3 separate regions of the Homo sapiens genome follow, and all the other regions are linked to region 2. Evidence: read pairs that join two places in POLR2A ChIA-PET (ENCODE). Cell type or tissue: GM12878. All regions are shown on one strand. Region 1 overlaps ACTN4 (actinin alpha 4). Region 2 has its middle 11 kb from the start of HNRNPL. Region 3 has its middle 17 kb from the start of FBXO27.

Region 1 (4,000 bases), 190 kb before region 2:
GCAGCTCAGATGTCACTGGGATTCGCAGTACCACAGGCTGTCCCTGGGCCCAAGCAGTTAGCTAGCTGCACCCCGGGAGGGGGTGTTGAGAGCACTGAAGCTCCTGTGGGAGAGTGCCTTTGACATCCCCCACTCCCCACTGCCCAGAACTAGGAGGTAGTGAAAGGTGTCAGTGGCAAGAAGGCTGGGCCAGAGCATGGAGGGAGGCCGACCTGGGCTCCACACCCACCTCCTCCACCACCGGCTGGCTGTGCGACCCTGGGCAGGTGGCGGGGGTTAAGCCTCAGTGTCCTTCTTTGAAAAGGGGCATCATCCTATCCTCAGTTTGAGGATTAGACGTGATAGTGCGCAGGAAGCACTCTGGTGCCTGGTACATTGTAAGTGCTCAATAAATGCAGCTTCCCAAAATGATTTCAATGGCACATGGTCCTGCATCCAGGTGGGATCTGCTACTTGAGTCTCCCCCTCAAAGGGGCCTGCTGAAATACGCAGCTCAGTGGGAAACCAAAACATACACCCCTTTCCTCCAGTGCTCCCCAGGAAGCGCCAAGTCCTGAGCCCAGCCAGCAACTTCGAAGAAGTGCCCTCCAACAAGTGGCAGTGGGCACTTGAGCAAGTGACTTAACGCAGCCCTCTCCCCAGCCCCTGCATCCATCTGGGCCTCATTATCTGGGAGGTGGCTTCTTGTTTCAGAGTTACAGGCCCTGAACAATTTTGTGTTGGGATGTGCCATAGGCAGTGCCAGGAAGGTTCTTTCATGAGTAATTTAACTTGTTACTAAGTTTGCTATCAGCCGGGGGGCTCTTTCCCCGGGTTCCCTTCTTTCCCTGGGTCCCCTTCCCCGCAAAGCAAAGTCCAACTCAAGTTAGAAACATCCCACAGCCTGGAGTCAGGCTGCCCTCTCTTCAGTTGGTGTGTGATGTAGAAGCAGGAAGGGCTTCCCACTGATAACCCTAAAAATAACTGCCCAGAAATGCTGTCAGATGGGGCCAAGAGGTGCACAGGAGCCTGTGCCCAGCTGCCGACCTGGAACGTGGGACTTTCTAGAGGGCTTGGAGGAGCCCTGCCCCTTCCAGGCCTCTTCCCAACAGTGCTTCTCACGCCTGCTGCTCCATTCCCTTTTCCTCCTTCCTCCCGCGCCCCCCCCTTTCCTGGGGTCACTTCCTGATGCCATTCTTCAACTTCGCCCCTGTCCCCCCCAAAAGCAATCAAATCCACAACCTAATAAGGCAAAAGAATGAGGAGAATGTCCGCCTCCCAGCCTCTCCCCTAACAGGGTGCAGGCCTGAAGCAAATTTGGAAAATGTTACAACGGAGTGACAACCGATGGGGGCTGGGGGTGGGGCGGTGCAGCCTTGTTCAGGAGCTGCCCATTGTTGGCCTGAGGCAGGACCCTAAGGGAAGGCCACCCGGTTTGCGCTTTCCTGATCAGGCTGTTGACACCCTTCTAGCACAAGAAAATGTATGGAAAGTAACTGCCTGAGTCAGCTGCATCTCCAGTTGTGGGATCCACGTGCCAGGAGAACACGAAGTACACACAGGTCCGCAGTGGGAGCCCGCTCGGAGACACCTCCCCGCCATCACGGCTGGGACTGTGCATATCCAAACACTTCTTGCCTCTGAGATGAGCAGTTTTCTTCCCCTTGACTGTGCCAGGGTTCAATTAGCCTGGGCATTAATTAAAACTTGTCAACACTTAGAGTGGGGCCCCCAGAAATCTGTCACCCCTCCTAGATCATTATCCCAGGCTAATCAACCCTCTCTAAGGCAGTTTCCATTCTTGACTTAGTGGGAGGGAGGAACAAGCCCCTCGGTGCTGGGGAGCTCTGGGGGAGGTAGGGACTGACTGGGCCCAACCCACTTTGTTTTGGAAGGTCAAGCTTAGTAATTAACCTGAATGCTTGGGGGAGGGGGTGAAGGAGAAAGAACTGAGTCTAGGGATGTGCCAGGTCTTTCAAATTGCTAATTATCAGCGAGCATGAGGTCATCCGTAAATATATCTAATTCTTTAGCTTGTAATTAAGGTGCTCATTAAAAGTGCAGGGAAGTCTTGTTTTCCTAAAAGGGGAAAAAAACAACAACACAAAAAGTCTTTGTTTTGACCTGACACGATGGCTCAGAACAGGGGGAGGACTCAAGGCACAGGACTAGTTTCCTGCCTTAAAGAGCCTTTACAGGAAATTGACTGCAAACAGTATTGGTGACCCTGCCAAGGAGGCAAACCTAGGGTGATGTCATTGTTCGAAGCTGTCACCGCCAAGCCTCTGGCCTTGGGGCGAGGAGAGTTGGTGGGATTAAAAAATGAGTGTGTGTATGTGTGTGTGTGTTTAGCAGTCTCTAAAGAGGCGAGTCAAGGGAAAATCCTAGCGGGAGAAAAATCACAAGGGGTGGGGGGTGTCTCAGAAATATTCTTAGCTGGGTTCAACTTTCCTCGTTTTTCTAAGTTTAAAAAATCCTCTCTTACTATTTTTGCTCATCAAAATGCTGCTGCTTTTTCAGAGACAGCCTTTTTTGAGCCATTCCCTATTTAGTGTTTTGGGTAATTGGCTGTTACAGTATGGAATTTGTGGCCCAAAGGCAGCGTGGTAAGTTAGACACTAGGTGCACGGTGCCCCATTGTTATGAAGTGTGGAAACTGAGACGCTGGACTAGTCTGATGTATCTGTTTCTTCCACCAAAAAAAAAAAAAAACCATTTTGGAGAACTACCCAATGCCAGTGACTTGGCATCTCTGAGTCGCTAATCTTCCCATGTGCCTCCAGGAACCGTCTGGAGCGTCCCTGAAAAAAGGACAAGGTTTGTATCTTGTCATTTTTCCTCTGGCTGGAAGTCTAAGAGGTATAAACACAGTCTTAAAATGAAAGCAACAAAAATAAACTCAAAGCAGCCCTGCGTGAAGGCATTAATGCAAAATATGCAAGCTGGCTTCCTATTTATACGGCGGAAGGCAGTCAGAAGAGCCAGGCCTGGTTAAGGAAGGAGTTATGTCTCTGGAGGTGCCTGTTCCTTAGAATTACAAATAAACCCTGGGTGATTACTCAGATGAGGTTGTAATGTGGTGTCTCATTTCATGCTTTGCACAGTCCAGTTTCTTGATGGAACCAACGGCCTCTGAAATGCTAATGCAGGATCAGGATACAGTTAGAGTGCCCCCCTTCCTGTGCCCCTCCTAACATCCTAACAGCTTTAGAAGGAAGTTTGAAGATTAAACAGGAGAGCCATGTAAGTTTCCTGTGATCCTAGATCCTGTGATTTGTTAATATTCTTTCTCTTCAATCCACCTGACATTTACCCAGATACCATATTAGGCTTGGAGATACAACAAGAAAGAAAACCAACCCAACCCTGTCCTTAAAGAAAAGATGGACGATGAAGGGCCAGGCGCAGTGGCTCACTCCTGTAATCCCAGCACTTTGGGAGGCCAAGGCGCACAGATCACGAGGTCGGGAGTTTGAGACCATCCTGGCCAACATGGTGATACCCCGTCTCTACTAAAATACAAAACATTAGCTGGGCATGGTGGTGCGCGCCTGTAGTCCCAGCTACTCAGGAGGCTGAGGCAGGGGAATTGCTTGAACCTGAGAGGCGGAGGTTGCAGTGAGCCGAGGTCGTGCCACTGCACTCCAGCCTGGCAAGAGAGTGAGACTCCATCGCAAAAAAAGAAAAAAGAAAAAAAGAAAAGATGGACAATGAATTGCATGATGGAAGTGAACAGTGTTAGGGCGATATGCAGATGTAAATGTGGTCTTGTTTTACTGCTCACTGACTTACTGAAGTAAACCCATTGACTTCGCCTTCATGGGTTTGAAAAGGGTTTTTCCAATGTGCTCTGTGTGTCTCGGAGCTCAGGTGTTCAGAGCTGCCTCCCTTATAAATCGACCTCCAGGAGAGTTGTGTGTTTGGTTCTTGGTGTATGGTTTCGTAGGCTCCCCAGGGCTGAGGAGTCACCTTGGGATCCAGCTTTTTTTCTTTTTTCGAGACAGTCTCTCCCTGTCGCCCA
Region 2 (4,000 bases):
AGCTGGGATTATAGGCACCTGCCACAATGCCCGGCTAATTTTTGTATTTTTAGTAGAGATGGGGTTTCTGCATGTTGGCCAGGCTGACCTCGAACTCCTGACCTCAGGTGATCCGCCCGCCTCAGCCTCCCAAAGTGCTGGGATTACAGGCGTGAGCCATTGCACCCAGCCAAATATTAACTCTTTTAAAGTGTATGACTGGCTGGGCTGGTGGCTCACACCTATAATCCCAGCTATGTGGGAGGCCGAGGTGGGCAAATCACTGAGGTCAGGAGTTTGAGACCAGCCTGGTCAACATGGCGAAACCACCTCTCTACTAAAAATACAAAAATTAGCCAGGCGTGGTGGTGCACGCCTGTAGTCCCAGCCACTCTGGAGGCTGAAGCACCAGAGTCACTTGAACCTGGGAGGAAGAAGTTTTGTGTGTGTGTGTGTATGTTTGTGTATATGTATGATTGAGTGTTGAGTGGTTTTTAGTATGCTCACATAGTCATGCAACCATCATCACTGTCTGATTCTGGAATATTACCCTCAAAAGGAACTCCATACCCTTTTTTTGTTTTTCGAGACAGAGTCTTGCTCTGTCGCCCAGGCTGGAGTGTAATGGCGTGATCTCGCCGCACTGCAACCTCCGCCTCCTGGTTCAAGCAATTCTCCTGCCTCAGCCTCTGGACTAGCTGGGATTACAGGCGCCCACCACCATACCCCGCTAGTGTTTTGAATTTTTAGTAGAGACGGGGTTTTGCCACGTTGCAATCCGCCCACCTCAGCCTCCCAAAGTGCTAGGATTACAGGCGTGAGCCACTGTGCCCAGCCTCCATATCCTTCAGCAGTCACTCCCCTCAGCCCCCGGCAGCCGCCAATTTACTTTCTGTCTCTATGGATTTGTCTAGTCTGGACATTTCATATTGTAGGGTCCAGCCCTACGGGGCTTAGCAGGTGTTCTCCCCGTGTGCAGAGATGAGAGATGGTAATAAATAAAGACACAAGACAAAGAGATAAAGAGAAAACAGCTGGGCCCGGGAGACCACTACCATCAAGTTGTGGAGACTGGTAGTGGCCCCGAACGGCTGGGCGCGCTGATATTTATTGCATACGAGACAAGGGGGGCAGGGTAAGGAGGGTGAATCCTCTAAGTGATTGATAAGGTGAAGCAAGTCACGTGATCATAGGACGGGGGTGGGGGGCCCTTCCCTTTTAGGTAGCCAAAGCAGAGAGAGAAGGCAGCATACGTCAGCGTTTTCTTCTATGCACTTATAAGAACGATCAAAGACTTTAAGACTTTCACTATTTCTTCTACCGCTATCTACTACCAACTTCAAAGAGGATCCAGGAGTACGGGAGGAACGTGAAAGTGGACAAGGAGCGTGACCTTTGGAGCACAGCACCACAGGGAGGGGTTTAGGCCTCCGGTGACTGCAGGCAGGCCTGGATAATATCCAGCCTTCCAGAAGAAGCTGGTGGAGCAGTGTTCCCTGACTCCTCCAAGGAAAGGAGACTCCCTTTCGCGGTCTGCTAAGTAATGGGCGTCTTCCCAGACACTGGCATTACCGCTTGACCAAGGAGCCCTCAAGCGGCCCTTATGTGGGCGTGACAGAGGGCTCACCTCTTGCCTTCTAGGTCACTTCTCACAATGTCCCTTCAGCACCTGACCCTATACCCACCGGTTATCCTTAGGGTATATTAGTAATGCAACAAAGAGTAATATTAAAAGCTAATGATTAATAATGTTTATAATAATGATTGATAATTGTCCATGATCATCTCTATATCTAATTTGTATTATGACTATTCTTATTCTAACTATTTTCTTTATTATACTGAAACAGTTTGTGCCTTCAGTCTCTTGCCTCGGCACCTAGGTAATCTTTCACCCACATCATATAAATGGAAAAATATAGTATGTAGCCTTTTGTGTCTGATTCTCTTAGCATGTTTTCAAGTTTCACCCATGTTTTTTAAATTAAATTAAATTTTTATTTTTGGGGGACGGAGTTTAGCTCTTGTCGCCCAGGCTGGAGTGCAATGGTGCAATCTCGGCTCACTGCAACCTCTACCTCCAAGGTTCAAGCGATTCTCCTACCTCAGCCTCCCAAGTAGCTGGGACTACAGGCGCCCGCCGCCATGCCCGGCTAATTTTTGTAATTTTAGTAGAGACTGGGTTTTGCCTTGTTGGCCAGGCTGGTCTCTTATCTCCTGACCTTACGATCCGCCTGCCTCGGCCTCCCAAAGTGCTGGGATTACAGGCATGAGCCACTGTGCCCGACCTGCTTTCTTCTTTTTTGTTGTTAAGCCTCCTCCGGCTCCAAGCAGAAATAGCTTCACGGTCTGCTGTGCTTCAGATTGAAAACTCAGACACCCTCAGGGACCAGTGGGGAAAGCCACCCCTTAGAGGAAAGTTTCTCATTTGCATTACGCAGTCCTGACCCTTTCCCTACCTTTCCCCGCCCCCAGCTTCAATCAGGTCTAACTGATATGTGAGAAACCAGACCTTTAAAGTGTACAATTGATGAGTTTTAACTTACATATACACCTGGGAAACCATCACCACAAATCAAGATAGTGACCACAAGGTAAAAACAGTATTCATCATCCCCAGGAAGTGTTTTTGTTTTTTTGTTTTTTGTTTTTTATTTTTTTTTTTGAGATAGTCTTGCTCTGCTATCCAGGCTGAAGTCCAGTGGTGTGATTATAGCTCACTGTGGCTTACTCCCAAGTAGCTGGGACTACAGGTTCCTGCCACCCCATGGCCATTTTATATATATATATATATAATATATATGTATATAAAATATATATATAGTTATATATATACACACTATATATACTATATATTATATATAATAGTTATATATACCATATATTATATATACTATATTATATATAGTATATCATATATAGCATATATTATATATACTATATTATATAGTATCTCATATATAGCATATAATATATACTATATTATATATAGCATATCATATATAGTATATATAATATATACTATATTATATATAGTGTATAATATATACTATATTATATATATATTATATATATAAATATAATTGGGTTTTTTTTTGTTTGTTTTTTTGGTAGAGATGGGGTCTTGCTACGTTACCTCGGCTGATCTCAAACTCCGGGCCTCAGGCAATCCTCCTGCCTCAGCCTCCCAAAATGCTGGGATTACAGTAGTGAGCTACCACACCCACAGAAGTTTTCTTTTCGTTTTTGAGACGGAATTTTGCTCTGTCGCCCAGGCTGGAGTGCAGTGGCATGATCTCAGCTCACTGCAGCCTCCACCTCCTGGGTTCAAGCAATTCTCCTGCCTCGGCCTCCCTAGTAGCTGGGATTACAGACATGCACCACCATGCCCAGCTAATTTTTTTTTTTTTTTTTTTTTGAGATGGAGTTTTGCTCTTGTTGCCCAGGCTGGAGTGCAATGGTGTGATCTCGGCTCACTGCAACCTCCATCTCCCAGGTTCAAGCGATTCTCCTGTCTCAGCCTCCTGAGTAGCTGGGATTACAGGCATGTGCCACCATGCTTGGCTAAATTTTTTTGTATTTTTAGTAGAGACGGGGTTTCTCCATGTTGATTAGGCTGGTCTTGAACTCCTGACTTCAGGTGATCTGCCTGCCTTGGTCTCCCAAAGTGCTGGGATTGCAGGCATGAGCCACCACACCCAGCCGCTAATTTTTATATTTTTAGTAGAGACAGGGTTTCAACATGTTGCCCAGGCTGGTCTTGAATTCCTGACCTCAAGTGATCCCCCTGCCTTGGCCTCCCAAAGTGCTGGGATGGGTGTGAACCACCACGCCTGCAGAAGTTTTCTTGAGCCTCCTTGTAAACCCTCTGTTTTTCACTGTCCCCCGCCCAGTGTTACAGACCACAAGTTCTTGGGATCTGAATGCAACTGAAATTGACTTGAGGCCAAAACAGTTTTCCCAGACAAGACTTCATTGGAGTTTATGCCTGGGTATGAGGGAGACAGCACAAGAGAAAGAG
Region 3 (4,000 bases), 160 kb after region 2:
ATCACGAGGTCAGGAGATCGAGACCATCCTGGCTAATACGGTGAAACCCCGTCTCTACTAAAAATACAAAAAATTAGCCGGGTGTGGTGGTGGGCGCCTGTAGTCCCAGCTACTCGGGAGGCTGAGGCAGGAGAATGGCGTGAACCTGGGAGGCAGAGCTTGCAGTGAGCTGAGATCACGCCACTGCACTCCAGCCTGGGGGAGACAGTGAGACTCCGTCTCAAAAAACAAAAAGAAGCCCTTTCCTGTGGGCATTTTTATGTGATCCAGATGGTCCAGTCAGCATCCATGATGTTTTCAGTTTAGGTCCCACGGAGGGTGCCCTAAGTCTGCAATGGTCTCATAGTCGAAGTGCTGTTCCTGGAGTGTGCGCCCGTTTTTAATTTAGCACAGCACATGCTGAGACTGAAACAGCACAGAGCAGACAGCAGTATCAGGTTTTGGCTTACAGTCAGGTCCAGGCCAGTAGGATCTGTGAATTCAGGAAGCCACAAGTCAGTGGCTGTTCTTTGGCAGCAGCAAAGCCAAGATGCTGCAGGCTAGAAGGTTCTGTTTCAAGTGCAAGTGACAAACAAGGCTTTCCTAAGCCTTTTTACCTCGTCAATCTTAGAGCTGGAATTGGTGCACTCAAAAACACGCACGGGCTGGATGCAGTGGCTTGTGCCTGTAATCCCAGCACTGTGGGAGGCTGAGGCGAGAGGATTGCTTGAGCACAGGAGTTCAAGACCAGCCCAGGCAACATAGTGAAACTGTGTCTCTACAAAAAAAAAGAAAAAAAAATTAAAATTAACTGGGCGTGGAGGTGGGCACCTGTAGTCCCAGTTACTTGGGAGGCCGAGGTGGGAGGATCGCTTGAGCCCAGGAGGTCGAGGCTGCAGTGAGCCATGACTGCATCATTGTACTCCAGCTTGGGTAACAGAGTAAGACCCTGTCTAAAAACAAAAAAACAAACAAACAAACAAACAAAAATGCATACCTTCAAGAAAAAGAGAAGACAACCACAGACCGGGAGAAGGGATTTGCAGAAGACATATCTGATAAAGGACTATTATTCAAAATGTACAAAGAACTCTTAAAACTCATCAATAAGGGTGGTGTGTGCCTGTAATCCCAACTACTTGGGAGGCTGAGGCAAGAGAATCACTTGAACCTGGAAGATGGAGTTTGCAGTGAGCCGAGATCACGCTATTGCACTCCAGCTTGGGCAACAGAGCAAGACTCTGTCTCAAAAAAAAAAAAAAAAGGTTGGGGGCAGTGGCTCACACCTGTAATCCCAGCACATTGGGAGGCCAAAGTGGGTGGATTGCTTGAGTCCAGGAGTTTGAGACCAGCCTGGGCAACGTGGCAAAACCCCCTCTCTACAAAAAAATAAAAAAACATTAGTTGAATGTGGTGGTGTGCCCTTGTGGTCTCAGCTACTTGGGAAGCTGAGGCAGGAGGATGGCTTGAGCCTGGGAGGCAGAGGTTGCAGTGAGCCATGATCACACCACTACACTCCAGCCTGGGTGACAGAGCAAGACTCTGTCTCAAAAAAAAAAAAAAAAAAAAAAAAAAAAAAGGCTGAGTGTGGTGGCTCATGCCTGTAATCCCAGCACTTTGGGAGGCCAAGGCGGGCGGATTGCTTGAGCCCAAGTGTTTGAGACCAACCTGGGCAACAAAGCAAGACCTCATCTTAAAAAAAAAAGTATTAGCCAGGTGTGGTGGCATGCGCCTGTAGTCCCGGCTACTTGGGAGGCTGAGGCAGGAGGCTCGCTTGAGCCCAGGAGTTTTAGGCTGCAGTGAGCCATGGTCTGATCATGCTACTGCACTTCAGCCTCGGCAACAGAGTGAGACCCTGTCTCTAAAAGTGATCTATCAAGCCATGAAAAGACCTGGAGGAACCTTAACTACATATCACTAAGTAAGAGACCAATTAGGTAAGGATACATACTGCATGATTCCATCAATATGACATTCTGGAAAAGGCAAAACTATGGAGTCAATATAAAATCAGTGGTCGGCCAGGCGAGGTGGCTCACGCCTATAATCCCAGCACTTTGGGAGGCTCAGGCGGGTAGATCGTTTGAGGTGAGGAGTTCAAGACCAGCCTGGCTACATGGTAAAACCCCGTCTCAACTAAAAATACAAAAAAATTAGCCAGACGTGGTAGCAGTCACCTGTAATCCCAGCTACTCGGGAGGCTGAGGTGGGAGCATCTCTCGAACCCGGGAGGCGGAGGTTGCAGTGAGCCAAGATCATGCCACTGCACTCTAGCCTGGGTGACAGAGTGAGACTCCATCTCAAAACAAATACAAAACGAAACAAACAAAAAGACCAGTGGTCCTCTGGGGTTGAGGGAGGGAGGAGTGAACTGGTAGAGCACAGAGGACTTTTAGGGCAGTGAAACTAGTCTGTGTGATACCGCAATGGTAGATACATGTCGTTACACATTTGTCCAAATCCAGAGAATGCACGACACCAAGTGTGACCCTAATACAAACTATGGAGTTTGGGTGATAAGGATGTGTCAACATAGGTTCATTGATTATAACATGTACCACTCTGGTGGGGGATGTTGATAGCGGGAAGGGTGTGTGTGTGTGTGTGCGTGAGGGGCTGGGGGAAACGGGATATAGGAGAACTCTGTACTTTCTGCTCAATTTTGCTGTGAACCTAAAACTGCTCTAAAAATAAAGTCTAGGCTGGGCGCGGTGGCTCACGCCTGTAATCCTAGCACTTTGGGAGGCTGAAGTGGGAAGATAACTTGAACTCAGGAGTTCGAGACCAGCCTGGGCAACATAGTGAGACCTTGTCTCTAATTTGAAAAAAAAAAAAAAAAAACCCAAAAGCCAAAAAAACAAAAATTAGCTGGGTGTGGTGGCACACGCACCTGTAATTCCAGCTACTCAAGAAGCTGAGGTGGGAGGATTGCTTGAGTCTAGGAGGTCAAGGATGCAGTGAGATGAGATTGCACTGTTGTACTCTAGCCTGGGCAACAGAGTGAGAACGTCTCAAAAAAAAAAGCATATTAAATAAACGAAACTTTTTCAGACATACAAAAAAATATGCACACCAGGCTGCCTCATCAGCTGCCTTTAAGGGTCCAGCATTTGATTTTAACAAGGGCTTATTAGCAAACTAGAAAGTGTTTTTTAAAACTCTAAAAGTAGCTGGGTGTGGTGGCATGTGCCTGTAGTCCTAGCTACTCAGGAGGCTGAAGCAGGAGGATCATTTGAGCCCAGGAGGTCGAGGCTGCAGTGAGCCATGATCGCGCCACTGCACTCCAGCCTGGGTGAGAGTGTGAGATCCTGCCTCAACAAATAATTTTTTTGCTTTAAAGTGAAACTCCAAAAGTTTATTTCCATCCAGAGATTGCGTCGCTCTTTTTACTGCTTCTTCCTTTCTCCAAAGGCTCCAGTAAGCCAAAATCATGGCAGAAATCATCGTTTACAGACACTGTACTTGTTCTGTTTCCAATACTCAGAGAATTTAAATTCCAATCCTCCCATTGTTGGCAAAAAGCAAGGGATTTGTTTTATACACACACAATGATTTTTGCAGCTTTCCCTAATCCAGATGATCCTCATAGTGTATAGTGCAAGCATAAACATTTTACATTGATTTTAAAAAATCATACGTTTAGGCCAGGTGTAGTAGCTCACGCCTGTAATCCCAGCACTTTGGGAGGCCGAGGAGGGTGGATCACCTGAGGTCAGGAGTTTGAGACCAGCACAGCCAACATAGTGAAACCCTGTCTCAACTAAAAATACAAAAAATTAGCTGGGCATGGTGGCACGTGCCTGTAATGCCACTTACTTGGGAGGCTGAGAATCACTTGAACCTGGGAGGTGGAGGTTACTGCACTCCAGCCTGGGCAACAGCGAGACTGTCTCAAAAAAAAAAAAAATCATACATCTAGATGAAACAGTCACAAAATACAAAGGAGCTTTTCAAATTTCTCCCTTTTTTTTTCTCATTGCAAACCTACTCAAATGTCTATCAATAAATTCAACACTTAATA

Evidence for each region. ChIA-PET counts read pairs that join two places held together with the same protein. Peaks named below come from ENCODE experiments on the same cell type or tissue, not always from the same donor. Only the 100,000 strongest peaks of a DNase experiment are listed, where the experiment ranks them.
Region 1: POLR2A ChIA-PET joins it to region 2 with 6 read pairs; 8 of 35 experiments call an interaction of 5 or more read pairs at or near these places.
Region 3: POLR2A ChIA-PET joins it to region 2 with 7 read pairs; 2 of 35 experiments call an interaction of 5 or more read pairs at or near these places.

What each region holds. Positions count from the first base shown.
Region 1 is chr19:38,665,031-38,669,030 of GRCh38, forward strand. The region is part of intron 1 of ACTN4 (actinin alpha 4); the gene reads left to right. Among named protein-coding and RNA genes, the nearest start is that of ACTN4, 19 kb to the left of the region's middle. RefSeq lists enhancers at 59-748, 749-1,438, 1,079-1,373, 1,439-2,128, 2,967-3,046 and silencers at 1,079-1,373, 1,699-1,993. In GM12878, no CTCF peak of the experiment used is centred here; no DNase peak of the experiment used is centred here; H3K4me3 peaks cover 421 bases; H3K27ac peaks cover 1,958 bases.
Region 2 is chr19:38,858,605-38,862,604 of GRCh38, forward strand. No RefSeq gene overlaps it. Among named protein-coding and RNA genes, the nearest start is that of HNRNPL, 11 kb to the left of the region's middle. RefSeq lists a silencer at 1,546-1,714. In GM12878, no CTCF peak of the experiment used is centred here; a DNase peak (open chromatin) is centred at 2,403.
Region 3 is chr19:39,013,791-39,017,790 of GRCh38, forward strand. It overlaps a transcript of FBXO27 not described here. Among named protein-coding and RNA genes, the nearest start is that of FBXO27, 17 kb to the right of the region's middle. In GM12878, no CTCF peak of the experiment used is centred here; a DNase peak (open chromatin) is centred at 2,427.